2 separate regions of the Homo sapiens genome follow, and region 2 is linked to region 1. A link is an interaction called in ENCODE POLR2A ChIA-PET data of the cell type or tissue named here. Cell type or tissue: IMR-90. All regions are shown on one strand. Region 1 overlaps FYCO1 (FYVE and coiled-coil domain autophagy adaptor 1). Region 2 overlaps CDCP1 (CUB domain containing protein 1).

The links. Peaks named below come from ENCODE experiments on the same cell type or tissue, not always from the same donor. Only the 100,000 strongest peaks of a DNase experiment are listed, where the experiment ranks them.
Region 2: POLR2A ChIA-PET joins it to region 1 with 8 read pairs; 1 of 35 experiments calls an interaction of 5 or more read pairs at or near these places.

What each region holds. Positions count from the first base shown.
Region 1 is chr3:45,970,391-45,975,390 of GRCh38, forward strand. It overlaps FYCO1 (FYVE and coiled-coil domain autophagy adaptor 1), which reads right to left. Exons shown (of 18, transcript NM_024513.4): 5 at 4,849-4,955; 6 at 2,698-2,841. Among named protein-coding and RNA genes, the nearest start is that of FYCO1, 23 kb to the right of the region's middle. In IMR-90, no CTCF peak of the experiment used is centred here; a DNase peak (open chromatin) is centred at 2,481; H3K27ac peaks cover 593 bases.
Region 2 is chr3:45,098,778-45,103,777 of GRCh38, forward strand. The region is part of intron 4 of CDCP1 (CUB domain containing protein 1); the gene reads right to left. Among named protein-coding and RNA genes, the nearest start is that of CDCP1, 45 kb to the right of the region's middle. In IMR-90, no CTCF peak of the experiment used is centred here; a DNase peak (open chromatin) is centred at 2,324.

The sequences.
Region 1 (5,000 bases):
ACCCAGCAACTGCCCTTCACAGTATCTTCCCTGAAGACAGTCACATATGTACATAAGGAGACAGTGGGGATGCTCTTGGCAGCACTGTAACTGGAAAAAGGGAAACCAAACAAACTCTACACTGCTATGGAAAGAGATACACTGTGGCTTATTCACCCAACAGAATTCTCTACACCATGGGTTGGCATTCTTTTTTTTTGAAAAGGGCCAGATAGTAAATATTTTGGTCTTGTGGGCTATATGGTCTCTGTCACTCAACTGGCACTGTTAGCATAAAAGCAGCCATGGACAACAGGTGAGTAAATGGGCAAAGCTGTGTTCCACACAGCCCTCTGGGCTGTGCTTTGCCAACCCAACTCTACACTTACAGAACTCCATGTATAAACAGATACAAAATCTCAAAAACAAGGCAAAATGAAAAAAGCAGGTTGCAAAGGATAGCTATTACATGATTCAACATGTGTAAAATTTTAAAACATTTACAAAATAAAACTATATATATATACATATATAAAATATTTACAAATACACAATTAATAATGAAAGCATAAGATCTGAGAATGAAATGCATTGATTACATGATTACTTCTGAAAGGGGAACAAAGGAGAAAGGATGGCATTGGGGTGGGGCTTTAGCTGATCTATAATATTTTATTTCTTAAAAAAGTATCAGATGTAACCAAACCTCCCCACAAGAGCCAGCTTGAAGGGGGCTCCCCACTGGGGTAATTGGATAAATGGGATAATGTAAGCTTCAAAATAAATAATGACAGTGACAGAATGCAACCTATTGAATAAAATAAGAATCCATGAGTCAATACTGCTATGAATGAATAAATGGGGAAAAAGAAAAAGATCTTCCTTACAGTAGAATGCCAACTAATAATGTAAAAGAAATAATGGAGTTAGAAAATCACTCTGGTAATTATTATGGTAATAACTGCTTCAGGCAAGAATGATCAAATGGTATTAAAACTAATACAGGACAGATTTAAGAGAAAAAAGGATAATAATGTAATTTCAGCATGTCTTCCCATAAGATATATACTCATTACAAAGGAAGAAATAGTAACTTTTGGAGAAACTTGGCAAGCACCGCCTTACCCAAATGACCAGGGTTAACCTCATTAGTAATGAAACAAATCAACACTGTGTGCCTCCAGATACAGTGTGCTGACAAGGACACAACAGGTAAGGTATTCCTGCCAAAAACACTTAACCTAAATCCAATAATGAGGAAACATCAGACAAACTCAAATTAAGGAACATTTTACAAAATAACTGGCCTGTATTTTTCAAAAATGTCAATGTTATGAAAGACAAAGACTGAAAAACTGTTCAAAATTAAAGGGGACTAGAGAGGCATAGCAATTAATGAATTAACAATTAATATGTGATCTGGGATTGGACCTTAGATTATGAGAGACATTACTGAGATAATTTGTAAAATTTAAATGAGATCTGTAAATTAGATAGCAGTATTGTATCAATGCTAATTTTCTGATTTTAATAACTGTACTGAGTTATATAACAGGATGTCCTTGATTTTAGAAAATACACAATTAAGTACTTAAGAGAAAAGAGGATCAAGTCTGTAATTTACTCTCAAAAGGCTTAGGAAATAAATCAACATGTAAATAGAAAAAATGATGAACAATTATAGTAAAATATCGATAACTAGGGAATCAGGGTGAAGGATAGATGAGTACTTTGTACTATTTTTGCAACTTTTCTGTAATTCTGAAATTATTTCAAAATGTAAAAGTTTTAAAAAGAGTATCTGGGCCAGGCGTGGTGGCTCACACCTGTAATCCCAGCAGTTTGGAAGGCCAAGATAGGAGGATAGCTTGAGCCCAGGAGTTCAAACCAGCTTGGGAGAGATGGCAAGACTCCGTCCCTACAAAAAATAAAAATAAAAAAAGGACATCTGAATATGGCAAAATTAAATCCTAGTGGTTTGCATGTGACTATCATAGTCACCACTTTTCTCTATACATGAAGTATTTCCTAATAAAAAATATGAATGTTAAATTTTAAAAGCCTTATAAACAGAAAGCAAAACAAAACAAAGAACACTGGACTTGATTTTAACCCAAGTCAGGTGTCCCAGGCCTGCTGCCCACCAGCTAGGTGACTTTGTCAAGTCCCCTGATCCTCTGAGCCTGTTCCTCACACCTCCTTCTTGGAGCTCATGTAAGGACTCTGGTGGTATGTGAGTGCCACACTGGTGTAAGATATGGCTGGCTTGATGGCCTCAGAAAAGAAAAAAAGAAGAAACAAAAATGCAGCAACCTTTCCTGCAACCCTTATGTGGACAAGCTGTGGCTTTCACTTCCTCTCCTACTGCTTAGGAGCCTTCTGTAATAACTCCATAAGAACAGGCACGGGAAAAAGCCCACTCCTCCCCCAATGCCCGTAACAACAAGTGCCTTAAAAAAATTTTAAAGCCTTGGCTTTTGCAATACACATCTCCACTGACTCATGCCCTGGCCAGTTAAGTTGGTTTAAGGTTGGAGCCTTCAGATGTTATTGTTAGTCATGATTCAACAAAGTCTGTAAAAGGAGCTGGAATAAGAGTTGAACAGGTTTGTGTAATTTACTGAGCAAGCAAAATTGTTTTGAGTAGACTGGTGGCAATCTTCAAAACTTCAAATGTCTCTTTTCCTGTCTTTTAAACCAAGCAATCCTTCAAAGTACCTGGCAAATGTTGGCCAGGCAGCATCCAAGTCAAAGCCCCTCGACGCCAGGTCAAACTGAACCTCAGTCAGCTCATAGAGTTGGCCCACAATGTCCGAGCTCAGCTTTGGCTGCAGAAAGGGGCTTCTTGCATAGTACCAGTCACTGCAGAAAAACATGTCAATTATAAGAGTAATAAAGATAAAGTATGAATTTACTCAGTCCTCCCACTGTGGCTCTGCCTCATCGAATTCCAACTCAGGTTACTAAATTAAAAGACACAGGCACACAAACCAATTTCATTTTCATGGTAGAAGAACATAACTCTCAAATAAGCTTGCTCTTCTTCAAAGAAATTACTGCAATGATCTGGATGCTTATTCATTTATTATATATATCATATCTACTTCTCAAAAAGGATATGGGAAACCTTAAACATCAATTATTTGCCAAGAAAGGGGAATTGTAGGAGAAAGAAAACTTCTTTTTTGAAAGATTACTACCTATTCCATTTTCAGAACTCAATATGGGACACTAAACTCACTGCTAATTTCTGTCCAGATACCAATTTAAAAGCCAAGGAACAAACTATTCAGAAATGGTTCAGCACCGTAAGACAGGGTGAGAAAAAATAAAATAAATGTTATCTGCATTTTGAGGTAGTGGTTGTTTCATTTCAGGCAAAGTAACAAGAATTTTAAAAAGATGCATCAGAACACAGTCGCTCATGCCTGTAATCCCAACACTTTGGGAAGCTGAGGCAGGAGGATAGCTTGAACCCAGGAGTTTGAGGCCAGGGTGGGCAACATGGCAATATCCCATCTCTACCAAAAAAACACAAAAAATTAGCTGAGCATGGTGGCATGTACCTGTAGTCCCAGCTTCTCAAGAGGCTGAGGCAGGAGGATTGCTTGAACCCAGGAGGTAGAGGCCACAGTAAGCCATGATCATGCCACTGCACTCCAGCCTGTGTGACAGGTTAAGACTACCCCAACCCCCTACCCCAACCCTTGCCCAAAATGAAAAAGATGCCTGGGCATAGTGGCTCACACCTGTAATCCTAGCACTTTGGGAGGCCTAGGCAGGGGGTTCACTTGAGCCCAGGAATTTGAGGCCAAGCTGGGCAACATAGTGAGACCCTGTCTATATAAAAAGTAAAAAATTAGCCAGACACAGTGGTAAATGCCTATCCAGCTACTCGAAGGCTGAGGTAAGAAGATCACTTGAGCCCAGCAGCTTGAGGTTACAGTGTGCTATGATCGTGCCACTGCACTCCCGCGTGGGCAAAAAAGTGGGACATTATTGTCTGTGAACTGTGCGATCTTCACCAAACATCTAAAACAAAATAACCTTCAAATCAAATATGCAAACTTTTTCAGCTCACATCAATTCACAAGGCCTGTCACATGCATGAGAAATATGAGTACATCTCTATGCAAATCAATCTTTAAGGTGACATAATGAAACAAAAGGTTTTCCCTTTGTAGTTTTTTTTAGATTCAAAAAAATTTGGAATACTCCAAAAGGAAAGGGGCCAAGAGATGCTGGAAAACCCAAAGAGGTTTAGTTGACTGGTACCTGATTTGCAGCTTCTAAGCTGACACCCATTCTCCCCTTTATAGACTCAATCCCTGCCTCTCTCCTCCCTTCTCTCTTCCCTTTTGAGGCTTCAGCACTACCCGCACAAAGGCTGACTGCACACCTGACCTGAGCTCTGCAGTGGCTCCCAGTCCTGGCTACCCACCAGTCTCCAGTGTGTTCACTCAGTATGCCAGGTGAGGACGCAGGCTCAGTAGTATTAAAAGCCCCACAGGTGATTCTGCTGAGAGGCCAAGGCTGTAACCTGTCTGTCCAGTAGTGCTGGCACCAAGGACATGCCATCCACCAGGGAAAATGCCTGGTATCGGGAGTTAAGAGAGTAACGGGTGAGGCCTAGAGAAAAGCATTAAGCCCCTCTGAGCCTCACTTACCTATAAAAACACAGTGCTACTTGCCCACATGTGTCAAGGACTTTGGGAGGAGGGGTGGAAGACAATGATATATGTGGAAGGAGTCTGCAGTGTCACGGGGGACACAAATGAGCACTACTGTTGCAGCTGTCATTATTATTAATGAACTTTAGTTCATTTCTGCACGGGATGATCCCAAACCCCAGCCCTGTCCTGTATTTACCTGGTCACTTTGGTGTTCATGAAGCACTGCTGTAAGGTGTCTGCCAACCTCTGGTGCACCAAGGAGTAGCGAATAAATGCTCTTCCTTTCCCCAAGGATGTTCGGAGCTGGAAAAAGCAGATTACATAGAGCCAAAGAGCTGTCAGCCTAAC
Region 2 (5,000 bases), 870 kb before region 1:
TGCATGCTATAATGATTTTTCCTTTCTGCATAAAATTTTGTGTTCCCTGTAGTGAATTATTATCATTTTAATCATTTCCTTAGTTTCTATGTACTTATCAATAATTTGATACCCAAACTCTCTTCCACTTGTATAAATCTCCTTTCAATAAATTTGAAAACATTAGGTACTTCCTCAACTTCTTAAGAAATCTCTCCAGAGCCTTTTCAATGCTCTAATCTAAAGGGGCTGCTCTTGATGCCTGGTGCTCAGGTGTGATCCTGGATCTCCTTCACTGTTATCATGGGATTCCCTTTGCTTCTCTCTTGGACTAGATCCTGGGCTTCCTGGATCCATCTTTTCTTTTCTTTTTTTTTTTTTTAATTTTTACTTTCTTTTTAGGTGGATTACAGCCTTCAGGTGCTTCTTGAGAAAGTATATATGGGGGTAAATTTTTTTAGATCTTGTAGGTCTAAAAATGTCTTTATTCCACCTTCACACTTAATTGTTTGGCTTGGTATAAAATTCTAGGTTGGAAATAATATTCCTTCAGAACTTTGAAGATCTTACTCCATTGTTTTATAATACCCAGTGTTGCTGATAAAGTTTGTTGCCATTTGGTTTCTTCTTCCTCCGTATAAAACTTTTTTACCTCTTCTCTAGAAGCTTGTAGGGTCTCTGTGTCCCTGATATTCTGAAATGTTACAATACTGTGCCTTGGTGTGGGTCTATTTATATCCATTGTGTGTGGTGGCCCCTTCCAGTTGGCAACTCATATCCATCAGTCCTGGCAAATGTTCCTGAAATATTTTGTGATGATTCCCTTCCCTCTATTTTTTCTCTGTAAAACTCCATCTATCCGGATATTGGGCCTCCTTGACTGGTCCTTGAGTTTTATATTTTCTCTTTCTTTCTATCGCGCTGGCTTTTTCTTCACTCCACTTTCTGGGAGATATCCTCAACTTTATCTTTCAGCCCTTTTGACTCTTTCATTTCTGCTAACATATTTTTAATCTCCAAGAGTTCCTTTGAACTCTTGGAGATTAAAAACGAGCTTTCTCCTGAAAGCCCTTTTTAAAAATTACAACCGGTTCCTTTTACATAAACGCAGCATCTCTTCTTATTAACTTGAGAGTCTTGATAGCTGATTTTTAGTTTTTTCTCCCTCTATAGTCTCTGTTTCCTGCAAGTGGCTTTTCTTCTATTCATTTGTTTTAGTCTTTGTATTTTTCATTAGGCTTCACCAGATGTCTGGGGATCTATATACTGCTCTTATTTAAAGTGAGGCACTAATGCTATTTGGAATAGCTCTGCTTGTTGACTGGGCTTCTCAGTAGGGTGATATGGCCAGATTGCTTCCTGGGGAGCCCATAACATCAATATCTTTGGGTCTTTTCTCTTAGATTGGTCAGATGCCCCCAGAGAAGAAGTCATTCTCTACCGAAGGGAAGAAACATACCCATGGGCACCAGGGAAGGAAGGATGGAGCCTCATGCTCAGTACTTCAGTTTTACTCAATCCCCCGTGTTCAGCTTAGTACCTCCACCTTCAGTGTGACTGGGATCTTTGGTTCAGGGACTCTCATCTCAGGAAAAGAAACTTCTCTCTTCTGTCAGCTCAGGGAAGAACAGTTGTTTGGCTGCTTGTTGGCAAGGAGACCATCTGGGGCTCTAGTGGCTCTTCCCACCTTAGCCCCACATTTGCCCCCAGTTCTGGAGGAGACTTGCTGCCAATTCTTGAGGCTTTGCAGGATAAAGCAGATTTCTTCTTGGTTTTTCCCACTGTTGGCTTAGGATTCTGCCCTTTCACATCTGCTGGATCAGTTACCACCTTTCTACTCTATGAAATGTTATACGATATTTTTTCCTTTCTATTTCTCTTTCTTCCTTGAATTTTATGTCTTTAAAAATACAAAAAAATTGTACCTTAAAAATGTTTTAAAATGCTTTAAAAATGTTCTAAGAAAACCCATTATAGTAGGGTGTATGAAGGGAGTAAAGCCATCTTTAACAGGAAGTCATGATTTTCCTTTTACTTGTTCATCTTTCCCACCAGAATGTGAACTTCATGGCTCCACATAACTGGTATATGGTAGAGGATCAATTACAATGTTAGGCTGTTCATCCTCATGATATCCTTGAGGGAGTGTGTAAATCAGCTGAGGCTAAATTATGCTGCAGCAACAAATGATCCCCAAATCTGAATGGTTAGTATAACAAGGGTTTATTTCTTGTTCACTTTACATATTCATTGTGAGTTGGCTGCAGCTCTGGCTTATGTCTTCTGAATTCCAGATCCAAGTTGAAGAAGCCTCTATTTGTGACACAGCAGTCTTGCGACAGAGTTTGAAAATGTGAACCACATGATGAGTGCTGAGGCTTCTCTCAGAAGTGGCAGGCTCACTTCTGTTCACATCTCATTGGCCAAAGCAAACCCACATGGCCAAGGCTGTGGTCAATGCAGTACCAAGTCTAATCCTCCCTCAGCAGGGGTGGTGAATATTTTAGAACAAAAATGCAATCTAGCATAGGAGGCATTATCACTACCATTTCGCAGACAAACTAAGGCTAGGAAGTGGTAAGACTGGCAATGAAGTCGACATCTTCCTGATTACAAAGCCTGTGCTATTTCTATGATGTTCACTGCTTCCCTGGACCCAACTGCCTCTCCTCTAGCCTGGTGGTTGCACTGAGGAGACAAGAAATTGTGTGGGCCCTGGGACTGGCTTCATGCAGCTCACTTATAGATGGCACACTCATGGAAAAACTCTGCCAACTGCCATCCAGTTTCAAGATGATAGTGAAGCTGTTCCTTAATGTGCTGTAGAAGTGTATTAAATGTGGTCATGTGCTGGGTGCAGTGGTTCATGTCTGTAATCCCAGCACTTTGGGAGGCCGAGGTGGGCAGATCACCTGTGGTGAGGAGTTCGAGACCAGCCTGGCCAACATGGTGAAACCCCATCTCTACTAAAAATACAAAATTAGCTTGGCATGGTGGCGCATGCCTGTAATCCTAGCTACTCGGGAGGCTGAGGCAGGAGAATCACTTGAATCTGGAAGGCAGAGGTTGCAGTGAGCCGAGATCGCACCATTGCACTCCAGCCTGGGCAACAAGAGTGAAACTCCAGCTCAAAAAAAAAAAAAAAAAATGTGGTGATGCTTGGTTTAGTTCAACAGCCGTTCACCGTTCATCAAATATGTACAGAGGGCCTGTTTCTACTTTCAACACTATGCTCCAGTGTTGGTACACACAATAAATAGGCTTTTCCTTACAGAAGGTTGCAATTTAAATTTGCATTAGGTAATACTGTTTTTATTATCTTCATTTTTTTTTGAGATGGAGTCTTGCTCTATTACCCAGGCTGGAGTACAATGGTGTGATCTCAGCTCACTGCAACCTCTGCCTCCCAGGTTCAAGTGATTCCCCTGCCTCAGCCTCCTGAGTAGCTGGGATTATAGGCACTTGCCATCATGCCTGGCTAAGTTTTGTACTTTTGTAGAGATGGGGTTTCACCATGTTGGCCAGGTTGGCTTTGAACTCCTGACATCAGGTGATCCACTGCCTCGGCCTCCCAAAGTGCTGGGATTACAGGCATGAGCCACCTTGCCTGGCATATATTCATTTTATAAAATACAAATTTAAAGCTTAGAAAGGTTAAGTAATTTGCCCAAACTTACATAGCTAGCTAGTGGGTAGGACCCAACATCCAAACATACGGTCTTAACCTTTCGATATATATCTTCCCTTGGTTAAAAAGAAAATTATTTGCTGGGCATGGTGGCTCATGCCTGTAATCCCAGCACTTTGGGAGGCTGAGCTGGGCAGATCACTTGAGGTTAGGAGTTCGAGACCAACCTGGCCAGTATGGTGAAACCCTGTTTCTACTAAAAAAAAAAAAAAAAGAAAAAGAAAAATTATTATTGTTTTGAGACAGTTTCACTCTGTCAACTCTGTCACCCAGGCTGGAGTTTATGGCTCACTGCAGCCGCCGCCTCCTGGCCTCAAGCGATTCTCCCACCTCAGCCTCCCTAGTAGCTGGGACCACTCCCTAGTAGCACATGCCACCACACCCAGCTATTTTTTGTAGAGACAGGGTTTTGCCATGTTGCCCAGGCTGGTCTCAGACTCCTTTGGGCTCAACCAAATATGCCTGCCTCGGCCTCCCAAAGCGTTGGGATTACAGGCGTGAGCCACCATACTTGGTCTTGATTTTTTTTTTTTGACAAATAATTTACACATAATAAAATACACAGATCTTAAGTGTTCAGTGTGATGAGTCTGTACAATTTTGTTATATCCATTGTATCAATCACCCAAAGAAAGATCTAGAACATTCTTATCATCCCAGAGTTTCCTTTGTGCTCTTTTCCAGTCAGTTTCCCCCAACTTCCCATCCCCTAAAAGGCAACGATTTTCTGATTTCTATCACTGCAGATTCTGGCTGCCCTGGAACTTCATAGAAATGGAATTGTACGGTACATACTCTTTTGTCTCTGGCTTTTTTTCTCTCTGCAGAATGATGTTTTTAGGGCTCATCCATGTTGCTGTGGGTATCAGTCGTTCTTTCCCTTATTATTCCTGAGTAGTACTCCATGAGCGAGCATATCACATTTGTTTATCCATTCCTCTGTTGGTGATTTAGATTGTTTTCAGTTTTTGACTTTTATGGATAAGACTGCTATGAATATCCTTGTACAAGTGTTTGAGTAGACACATAGTTTCCTTTCTCTTGAGTAAATACCTAGGTCTCATAGGTAAGCACTATGCTTTGAATATAGCTTGTCCCCACCCAAATTCATATTGAGGTGTGGTCGGTCCCCAGTGGGGCAATGTTGGGAGGTGGTGCCTTTAAGAGGTGATTAGGTTGTTAAAACAGATTAATCTCTTTCTCACAAGACTGGGTTAGTTCCATGGGAGTGGATCAGTTTTCACAAGAGTGGGCTGTTATAAAGCTAGGCTGCCTCTCATGTTTTCATCTTTTTCACACATGCCCGTTTCCCTTGCCACTCCTCTGCTATATT